Linked DNA regions of Homo sapiens: regions 1 and 3 are each linked to region 2. A link is a contact called in ENCODE Hi-C or POLR2A ChIA-PET data. All regions are on one chromosome and are shown on one strand. The core of a region is the stretch at or near the end of the contact, and the rest is flanking DNA. Distances in the headings are between cores, read along the strand shown. Region 1 overlaps EEFSEC (eukaryotic elongation factor, selenocysteine-tRNA specific). Region 2 holds the start of RUVBL1 (RuvB like AAA ATPase 1). Region 3 overlaps EEFSEC (eukaryotic elongation factor, selenocysteine-tRNA specific).

Region 1 (3,594 bases), core at 718-3,217, 190 kb before region 2:
GGAGGGGCCCGCCATTTCTAACTGGGTCTCTGCCATTAATTAGGAGAGAGAACCAAGGGTCCTGTACCTTCTGCTGTCCTGGGTGAAGGGTGCAGGGAGAAGAGCATCATGTGCTGGAGCAGGAACGGGTGGGACAGGGAGCTAATGGCTGCTGCCTGCTGGCAGCTGGCAGACCAGGACATCTGTCCCCACTGCACAACCTGGCTCTCTGGAAACCAAAAGCCAGAGATGGAAAACAGTCACTCAGTCCACCTCAGTTAAAAAACCAGCTGGAACACAGTCTATGAGAAAGTTGTCCCAGCAAAACTTTGCAAAGGACAGCACTTGCCACTAGTCGAGCAACAACTATGTTCCGGGCATTGGCTGAACCCTTTCTAACCCCCCTTGCCTCACAGCAGTCCATCACGGGAGGGCGCCATGCAAGCTTCATGCAGTCTCACCACCAGCAAGTGCTGGGCCAGGGCAGGCTGACGGCCTGGCTCTCCCCACTGTGCCAGATGGGCTCCTGTCCACAGAGCCTGTTGTATGCCCTGTACTATGCCATGTCTAGAGAAACAGGGGACCAGGCACAACTCCATCCTGCCTCTGCCTGGAGTGCACAGTCACCTAACAACCAGTTCCCATGGCCCACATGGCAAGGGCTGCCCCAGTGTGGCAAGGAGGGTGGGGGAGCCCTGAGAAAGGAACCATGGTTACCACCTGGCAGGGAACTGGGAGGAAACCTCAGAGAGGAGGGGACATCTGTGCCAGGCCTGTGGATGGACGGAGCAGCTGGAGCAGAAGGCTGAAGGGGGCAAAGGCCCTGAGGCCTGCAGAGGGCCCAACTGGTCAGCAGCCGGCGAGAGAATGGTACGTGAGCACAAATGGCTGCAGCTGAGGCAGGAGCCAGGCAGTGCAAAGCCCGAGGGTCAGGCCAAGGAGCTGGAACTCTCCTCTGCCGGCAGATGAATACCGTGAGATGCCACACAGGGGTGAGGAGTGATGAAGTACAAAGGTCAGAACGACTCCAGTGGTAGCCCGGGTGGAAAGAGGACTGATGGGGAAAAAGACTCTGGGCACAGAGCAAATCGGAGCAAACTGTAATGACAGGAAGAGGACGCCAGCCCCAGAGGGGCCCTTGTGCTGATCCCTGAGCATGTCCACAGTTCTCACAGTGTGCCTGGCATGCAGCAGCACCAAGCACACGCTGAGGGTAGGAAAGGCCAGAGTGAGCGTCTGAGCTCCAGCAGCGGGGCGGAGAACAGGCCAGGCTTACAAGTCTGGGGACGCACTGCATGTGAGCACACCGTGTGTATGAAGGAAGAAAACCCACGGGTTCTCCTGGCCTGGCAGCAGACAGCCACAGACCTCCTGGGAATGCTGGCTGTCGTCCCCCAGCCAGCAGCACGCACTGCTTCTGCGGGGCCCTTGCTGCCCTATTGAGGCCTGGTACCAAAGGGTTACTGGCTCTGCTTGGAAAACTCTAACCCCCAGCCTGCCAGAACGTCTTCTATTTTTCTTTCTGCTTTCTTTAAGACCCCAGATGTGCTCTTGCACATCAAAAGAGAGCAACTTATAAAGTTAAACTAAATCAAGGGCTTTTGTTCTGAGGCATCGTGGCTGAACTAATTATTCCTGTATGTTGTTTAATGAAATAGTGGTGCCATATATTAAACCAGTTAACAGGATGAGCACATGAGTTACAAGGAAGGTCGGGGCTGGGATTATAAATTTAACTTTTTCTTAAGAAGAGATGAAACAAACCACTCAACTCCCTGCTGTCGTATGTCATGGGAGGGGAAAATGATGGCACTGAGCAGCATAGAGGGAGGGCTGTGCCCCGGTTCACGGTGCTGGCGGCACCGAGCTGGGCGGTAACCCCACGCTGCTGGCTCACCGCCCCAGGTCCTCTGTGCTGAGCTCCAGGCAGGCTCAGGGCTCACTCCTCATCCCCCACGTGCCCTTGGTCGCCAGATCTTCAGCCCACGTGACAGTCCTCCGGAAATTCAGAAACAGCCCTAAACCACTTCACACATGCTGAGATGCTGTGCAGCACACTTTCCCATAGCCAAAAACACTGGAAACCACGTGCCTGTCGATCATAAGGGGATGGGGCAAGAGTGCAGGAGCGCTCTTCTGTGGACCAGGATGCAGTGAGTGAAGAGAGGGGGAGAGCGGTAGGCATCGGTATGAGATGGTTCTGCTACATGCTAAGTGAAAACACTGACATAACAAACAATGCCTATGACAGAAGCCTGTTGTGCTTTTTATTCCTAAGTGTGTATATTAGGGTGTGGTGCATTTGTGTGCATTAAAAAAGGGTGAAAGAACACAGAGCATGCTCTTAACACTGGCTTTCTCTGGGAAGTAGAATTTTAGGAAACTTTAACTTTACCTGATAGTGAATTAATTATTCACAACAAGCATGTATTTCTATTATAACTGAATAAATACCACGCTCTTTGAAAAATAAATCCACAAACAAGCAGCAATACCTCTGCGCCACAGACTAGAATTAGAAGGGTGATCAAAAGGACTTGGTCTTTTCTGGCAATGCATAAAATATCACAATAAAAATATATTTCACGTACTACTTGCATAATAATTAAGAAAACATTTAATATTATGCAACCAATAAAATGGCAACAAGCTAAGAACTTTCAAAGATATGAGGACATATGAAACAGTGGTACCAGAATGCATCAGAAATAGTGACATTATATTTAGTAACAATTAAACATAGTGATCTCCACTATACAAATGTATAACATATAGCATAGGAAGGTGAAATAAAGGAAATTCATATAAAAGTTATCACTAGAATTATGGCCAATTTCTTTCCTTATAAACCCTGCCAAGGTGACACCACTGGCCCTGACGAGTATGCAGTTTTCAAGAAATGGAGCTTTACACTCCATACCACTGACAGTGTGCAGGGACTTCAAGCCCAAGGATGGCTTCTGACAAATAACTAATTGGCTACAACACAAGGTACCAATGGTAGACTCCCTCCCTCCCTCCTGGGCCTCCCCAGGAGCTCAGGCCCTGGCTTCTGGCAGAGGCCATAGCAGCCTCAGCATGGCCCTCGGGCACAGGCTCTGCTCAATACATCTTATTGGCCGTGTGGCCTTGAGCAAGGGCCTTACTCTCTCTCAGCCTCCATTTCCTGAGTATAAAGGCATGGAGGGTCCTACTGCCCATGATTACAAGCAAACTCAACTGTGGTCATCAATTCAAAGATCCTGGCTCACAGAGAGGGCTCAGCAGTCATTTTATTTTTCTGCTGATAATAATAGTGATATCTGACATGCATGGAGCACATATCACATACCTCACCCTGGGCCTAAGTGCTTTACATGCATTAACCCATTAATCTCCACTACCAATGAGGCAGGTACTCTTATTATCCCCCACTTTACTGCTGAGAAAATTAAGTTCCAGCAGACATAAATATCTTATCCCAAGTCACATAGCAAGGAAGTGGTAGCATTGATAAGTCTGGCTTCACAACCCAGCCATAATACACCACACTCTATTGCCTCTTTGATGTAAGTGTGGGCTCCTGTGTGTGTGTTAGGGAGAGACATTGGCTTCCCAAAGGCACATTAGGAAGCA
Region 2 (3,407 bases), core at 83-2,582:
ACTCGGGAGGCTGAGGCAGGAGAATGGCGTGAACCCGGGAGGCGGAGCTTGCAGTGAGCCGAGATTGCGCCACTGCACTCCCGCCTGGGCCACAAAGCAAGACTCCGTCTCAAAAAAAAAAAAAAAAAAAAAAAAAAAGGCGGTGTGAGACTGTGGAACTACTGTAATTGGATTTGATTTCAGGTCTGTCTCAATTCTAACATAAACTCTCCTGCACTCTGGGCAAGTCCTTCCCTTCCTCTGGATGTTAGTATCCTCTTCTGTAAAAATGGTGTCATACCATTTGCTTCTGAGGAAATCTCTCCTATTTGTTGGAATTCAGCCAAGGCAACATCACCTTCATGATGCCTTCCCTGGCTCTCCAGGCTGTTCCGGGGGCTTCTGCTCTGGTCTTCTCGCCACCTGGGTGTACCTGTCTCAGCACATCTCACGTTGCAAGTTTTCTAAGCAAGAAGTAAACGCATCAAGACTTTTATCCCTGTATCCCCAGTGCATTGTGGTGTCTGGCTCGTGTTTGTTGAACGGATGGATGGATGGATGGCAAGTACAATTGTGGTGCAGGTTGTGCTAATATCATTATGAAACCTGAAGGGACAATTTGCTGGCTGATTGTCTCAGCTGGAGTCATGGGACGTGATGAGCATTATTATATAGGTTTTGAAGCCTGAAGATTTCTAGTTCTGATTATTTGTGATGCTTTCTTGGGCGGATGGGCCTCTTTCCGCTTGTTTGTAGCTGCATGCGTAATTACACTACCTTACAGGGCTGTGGAATTTTGAAAACTGCAAAATGTTATTTACAGTCAACTGAACTCAGCAGGAACCTTATCTCTCGGTGGAGGATGGAGGATAGAAGCAGGGGAAGACAATTCCACGGAAACGGTGGTGGGTTGAGCTGGGCCTTTCCAGGGAGATGCAAAGGTATGGGAGTCAGAAAACATTGGTTAGTAACCAATCCCAGTTTAAGCTCTGAACCTCAGTTCTTCTGTTTCCAAAACGGAAATAATAACTTGAGATTTGCGTAAGAGTATGACGTTCAAATGTGCTAATGGATAGGACGGAAGGATTAGGAGTGGTACCCGGGGGCCACTGCCTCGTGCAACGCCCCAGCCCTAGATCAAATCCGGGGCGTGGTCCCACTGTGCTCCCGACCCCAGCCTCGGCAGGAAGCGCCGGCTACGGGGGAAGCCAACCCGGAGACACAGACGGAAGTGGGTGACCGGAGCTCTAGCAGCAGCCGCGATGGGCGCAGCCGTGAGCCTATGGAGAGCGGAGGTGTTCCCGCTTCCACCAATGGAAAGCCGGTCTAGGCGGGCCTTTGCAAATTGCCCTAGTAACGGCCGCATGGTAACTCAGGCGCCGGGCGCACTGTCCTAGCTGCTGGTTTTCCACGCTGGTTTTAGCTCCCGGCGTCTGCAAAATGAAGATTGAGGAGGTGAAGAGCACTACGAAGACGCAGCGCATCGCCTCCCACAGCCACGTGAAAGGGCTGGGGCTGGACGAGAGCGGCTTGGCCAAGCAGGCGGCCTCAGGGCTTGTGGGCCAGGAGAACGCGCGAGAGGTGTGGCCAGTGGACCAGGGAGTTGGGGGCTGCAAGCAGGGCTGCTGCGGCGAGAGAGCTGCTGAAGTCGGTGGCTCGGGGCGGGATGCGCGCGCCAGGGGTCTCCCGCCATTATTTCCTCAGGGAAGTGAAAATGGGCCAGGGGCTCGGGGAGGGGCGCCGCCCTGGAGCTGGGTGAGGGGCCGCCCCAGGATACCTAGTGACGATCCACTGGGGGCAGTTGACGGTTTGCCAACTCATGGACAAGTGCTGATATAAACCCACACAACCCCGTCCCCTTAATTCGTACCAGGCTCTATTCGCGACACTGGGATACAGCGGGAATTAAGATAGGAGCTTACATTTTAGTGTAGTGAGAGACGATAAACGTGTACACCAATAAATAAAAATAATTATCTTATCTTGGTGGGGTTAGTTACTGCAGGGCTTTGTCGGCCACGGTCAGGAAATTGGATTTTATTGTGAATGCAGTGGCAGGCTATGGGACGGTTTAAAGTAGGGAATTGACTAAACTTTAAAAGCTCATTTTGGTTCCCAGGATCCGGGAACTGAGGGAGAGAAGTGGGAATTATGGAGAAGAGCAATCTGGTTTATCCACCCCTCCAAGCATCCTTTTTGACCATTCCAATTAAATCTCCTTTTTCTAAGTGCTGGTGATGCCAAGTACTTTCACATACATATTATTTTTTGGCAGGTGAAAATATTGAGTTGGGGAGAGGGCACTTCACGTATATGCTTGACACTCGTTTTAGTAACGGTAAACCTGGGGTTTGCACCCACGTGTATTTCTGACTCCCAAATCAGTGCTCTATGATGATACAGCCACCCTCTCTGCCTGCTGTTCTCTAAGGTCACAGCCATGCCCCTTGGCCTTTGGAGAGCCTTAGCTTCTACAAAAATCTTCACTTAATATAAAGTTAAGCTACTGCCTCTTAGCCTGATTTTTCTAAATGGAAAGGCCTCAAAGAAAAGCCTCAGGTTTCCATTTTGAGCATCATCTTTCCAAAAAGGAAGTGTTTGACCCTGGCTTACTAAGCAGCTAGTACTGCAAGTAGCTAACATTGGTTGAGTGCTTTCCATGTGCCAAGCACTGTGCTAAGTAGCTATATGTCCACTGCCTTGTCATATCCAACGTATTAGTTGTCCCTTCCCCGCTTTAGTATGACAGTTTTCAGACACAAAAAAAGTTGAAAGACTTGTAAATACTTGTGTGCCTAAATTCTATAATTAACATTTTACTGTGCTGCTTTATCATATATCTTTTCATCTGTCCCTCTCCCAATCCACTTTTACATTTCAAGGTGAATTGCAGGCATCACTACACTTTACCCCTACACCCTTTAACCTGTGTGCCATTGACTAGTATGAACTCTGTTCAAGTGAGGAAATTCTGGTTCATAGAGGTCAAATAAGTAGGTCCAAGGTTACTCATCTGGTAAGTGCGAGAGCCAGTATTTTAACTCAAGTCTATGTATTTAAACCCAGAGTGCATGCTCTATGCCTAAGTGCATGCTCTATGCCTAAGAGTGATGCTGTATGCCTAAGACCCACCTCAGCTACCAGGTTCTTGTGTGACTCTGGTCACATCAGTAACCTCCCTGAAAAATGAGAGTTAGACTAGGTGATCTTTTAAAGACCCTTCCAATTCTTTTTAAATGTTAGAATTCAAGCTTATCTCACCTGAGAGTAGTTGGAGTGGAAATTGAGGGAGAATGGATGGAAGAGGTCCTGGTCTGTAAATAAACGCACATCTCCAAGGTTTGTAAAGTCTCTTCTACCTTGGGTTTCCCAAAGAGCTTCAGTGCTGGGGATTATGATATGACAGGGTTGTGTGGAAAGACCATAGT
Region 3 (3,387 bases), core at 177-2,676, 170 kb before region 2:
CTATGCCAACTGGGACAAATCCAAATCGTGTCTTTCAGGCCATCTCAGGGGCACAAAGGCCAATGGATAACTGCAGCAAGGTCACAGTGGTAGTCACATGCCAGAGAGACAGACGGAGGGGCATATGTGTGTAGCGTGGAGGGCAGGAAGGTCAGTGAGGAGGTAACCTTCGAGCTGCCTCCTGAGGTGCCCACATGGATATACCCCTGTGCGGATGACGAGGAGACACAGGCCCTGCAGGTCTGTGCATGGCCATGAAGGTGAGTATGCTGAGAAAACAGGAGAACTACAGTTTGCTTTATCAGTAGAAGAATGAGAAAAGCTGAGGCTACAGAGAAAAGCAAGGGCCAGCATCAGGATGGCTTGCAAATGCTGGACTTGGTAGGAAGGGAAAGAGGAGACAAGAAAGGCTTATGGGTGGCCAGGATGAGGACAGAGTGGCATTGGACTGTGTTAGCTACATGGGGTGGCCAGCTCAGACACCATCCTTCCTCCTGCCTCCACTCACCCTTTCTGCATACCAGGGACAGGAAGCCCCATCCTGCTGGTCATATTTCAAGATCCTACGTGGATTACGTTTTCCAAGAGAAGAGCTTTTAGGGTATTCCAACATCGGGACATCCTAGTGTGGGCTCAGGATGATGAAATCTCATGCTCTGCCAGGGCCCTCTCCCACCAAAGGCAGCCAGGCAAGCTCAGCTCCCAGTACCAGGGCCTGGATAATCTCTCACTCTCTATCCTTCCATCTCTTCTGGGATGAGCGGGTGATTTCTGGACCATGGTAACATGTGCTTTCTCAGGGGAAAGGTTAAAGCTGCCCTATAGGTCACTCAGTCACAAGAGCTGAGGCTGGGGCTGGGGACCAAACCCACCACATCACGCTGGAAAGCATTCCTTTTTTGCTTTTCTGCTAGTGCCTATGCACATACTTCCCATGGGGACTCTGGGCAGGAGGATGAATGGGCTGAGGAAGGTTCAAGAATTTCCTGGGTTCCCACCACCCCACTGAGACCCTCACATAAATGAGGAGAGCAGGGTCCAGGCCATGCTGGGGTGTCTGCCTCCCCAGCTGACTGCTGGGTCACCTGCTTGGGACTCTGGCAGGAAGCAGGCATGGAACCACGTGACTTCTCCCAAACTTGGGTCCTTCTCCATCTTCTCACCACAGTTCCAGCCCCAAGGAAGATTTAAAAAAAAAAAAAAAAAAGGAGCCTCAATTGTTGGAAGGCCCTGGAATTGTTTATTTTGTAAACAAACCAATGGCAATGAATTATGTTGAACTTTTAATAAGACACACATATCATACTAGGTCTGTATATTTGCCAGCAAAAAAAAAAAAAAAAAAAAAAAGTAGGGGGAAGTACAGAAAAATGCCTTGAAGTAAAGATCACAAAAGGGGTTTCCTGTTATGAGATACGGATGCATTTCCTTGACCAAAAACAGACTGATCAAAATGCCAAATCAAAAATTATGAAAACTACAAACAGGTGACAGATTTGAACTTGCTTCCTTTGCTTCCCAGGCCCCAAGAGGCAGCCAGAGGGCCATCCAGCTCCTGTAGTTGGACACCACCAAAGGCAGGGCTGAGGGGACATCGCACTGCTGCCAGTGTTGAGTAGAAAACATTTTGGGGGTGCCTGGAATCAGCTGCAGCTTTTTGCATTGGCCTCTTTTTGTTTCACCTGAGCCTGGATGACCAAATGAAACAATTCCCCTCAACTGAGCACATTCCAGCAACGGACAAACACCACACATGGTGCAGCCAGCGAAATGTCCCATGCTGGTCTGTGGCTGGCAGAGACATAGCCATTTTCCCAGGCATCATGGGGACAGCCCTCCCTGACAGGCACAGCAGAGGCCTGGAGGTACATGCAAGAGATTGATAGTTCATCAAAATGGCAGCAACACACATTGGAGGTATGATGTGTTTCTGTTTTTGTTTCATGACAATTCTAATTCGAACAAAAATGTCAAATATCAGAACAGTCTGCCATTCCAACTGTCTGGAATGGCATCTTCCAATCCTTGCATATGCTGTTTCCTCTGATGGGAATACCCTCCCCTTACCTTTTCCACTTAGTAAACCTATTTCTTTCTTCTCAGAGCCCTCCATGTCTCCAAGAAAGCCAACCAGACCCTCCCTTGGGGTCCCTCCCTATCTCAAGTGCCCCCAGTGTACAGGTGCTCTACTTCCTTGGCTCTCTCTGTCCCACAAGGTCATGAGTTCTGATGGTGGAGCCAGTGTCTGACTTAGGTCTGGGGCCCTGCTGCTCAGTCCAGAGGGGGCACTTGGCACAACTTCTGAAACTCTCCTTTACCTGTTGTGCCTAGCAGAGAATTTATGTGTCATTTCTAGAGGCTCAATAGCTGACATTTTAAGAACACTCAGATATGATAGAACTTAATTCACTTTTCCCCTCTAAATTCCCCTTCCCAGAACAAACTTTCAGGAAGAGGCAGGTCTTCCTGTATGTACTTCAACTGTCAGCCCCTAACAGGGTCAGCAAACTCTATTCCTGGCAATCTTCAGGGCTAGGAAGGACAGATAGTCCTCCACCCTAGCCCTAGGGGACCCTATGGGAAGGAGGGATATCTGGGCCTCACCAGGTATCTGGTCTAAGGCACCCCAGTGAGGACCCCTAATGGCTCCCAACCACAATACCCCTGCAAGAGCACCAGCATGCCAGTCTACAGAAGTGCTGGCTCTGAGCTGGCTCTCTCCTCTGGATCTCTGAGGGGCCAAGGGCACAGCAGAAGGTAGGGAGCAGACTTCTCACCAAGAATAGAACAAGTGCCTCTGACTACCGTCCAAAGGGGAGAAGCAGCCACCTTTGTGTGTGAGCTTCCCTAACTTCTTTGAGTACTGCTACCACTAAAAATATTTACCATTTACAAAGCCAAGAACTGTGAAAGGCATTTTGTAAAATTTCATTTAATTCTCCCAACAACTCCACAGGGAAGATACTCCCATTACCCTTTTAGAAAAATTAACTAAGGCTCAGAAAGGTGAAGTCATTCACCCAAGGTCACAAGCCAGAAAGTGACAAAGGGCATTCTAAGGCAGCACTTTCTGACTCTGTGGCTCGGGTTATTAATGTGATCCTATAAGGGAAGTTTTTTTTTTTTTTTTTTTTTTTTTTTGAGATAGAGTCTTGCTTTGTCGCCCAGGCTGGAGTGCAGTGGCGTGATCTCAGCTCACTGCATCCTCCGCCTCCTGGGTTCAAGTGATTCTCCTGCCTCAGCCTCCCGAGTAGCTGGGACTACAGGCACATGCCACCACGCCTGGCTAATTTTTTGTATTTTTAGTAGAGATGGGGTTTCACTGTGTTAGCGAGGATGGTCTCGATCTCCTGAACTTGTGATCTACCCGCCTTGGCCTCCCAAGGG

The links. Hi-C counts contacts between places; a loop is a spot of excess contacts on that map. ChIA-PET counts read pairs that join two places held with the same protein, here RNA polymerase II (POLR2A). Pooled maps may share reads with other maps.
Region 1: a loop to region 2 is called in a pooled map, with 5 times the contacts of the local background. The contact joins the enhancer-like site here to the promoter of RUVBL1 in region 2. A Hi-C loop is called at or near these places in 1 of 168 maps with a recorded cell type or tissue (naive thymus-derived CD4-positive, alpha-beta T cell) and 5 of 50 pooled maps. POLR2A ChIA-PET finds 5 or more read pairs at or near these places in 6 of 52 experiments (CD4-positive, alpha-beta T cell, CD4-positive, alpha-beta memory T cell, MCF 10A and 3 more).
Region 3: a loop to region 2 is called in a pooled map, with 7 times the contacts of the local background. The contact joins the enhancer-like site here to the promoter of RUVBL1 in region 2. A Hi-C loop is called at or near these places in 5 of 50 pooled maps. POLR2A ChIA-PET finds 5 or more read pairs at or near these places in 7 of 52 experiments (CD4-positive, alpha-beta T cell, CD4-positive, alpha-beta memory T cell, MCF 10A and 4 more).

The regions. Positions count from the first base shown.
Region 1 is chr3:128,314,989-128,318,582 of GRCh38, reverse strand. The region is part of intron 4 of EEFSEC (eukaryotic elongation factor, selenocysteine-tRNA specific); the gene reads right to left. Among named protein-coding and RNA genes, the nearest start is that of DNAJB8-AS1, 150 kb to the left of the region's middle. RefSeq lists an enhancer at 1,806-2,358. Within about 2 kb of position 1,967, at least 7 of the 41 ENCODE cell types and tissues checked have a DNase peak (open chromatin) inside an H3K27ac peak, as active enhancers do; they include CD4-positive, alpha-beta T cell, where a contact is called at or near this core.
Region 2 is chr3:128,121,737-128,125,143 of GRCh38, reverse strand. It overlaps RUVBL1 (RuvB like AAA ATPase 1), which reads left to right and starts at 1,332. Exons shown (of 11, transcript NM_003707.3): 1 at 1,332-1,560. The coding sequence starts at 1,420. RefSeq lists a silencer at 1,281-1,340 and an enhancer at 1,531-1,580.
Region 3 is chr3:128,293,415-128,296,801 of GRCh38, reverse strand. All of the region lies in intron 4 of EEFSEC (eukaryotic elongation factor, selenocysteine-tRNA specific), which reads right to left. Among named protein-coding and RNA genes, the nearest start is that of EEFSEC, 140 kb to the right of the region's middle. Within about 2 kb of position 1,426, at least 6 of the 41 ENCODE cell types and tissues checked have a DNase peak (open chromatin) inside an H3K27ac peak, as active enhancers do; they include CD4-positive, alpha-beta T cell, where a contact is called at or near this core.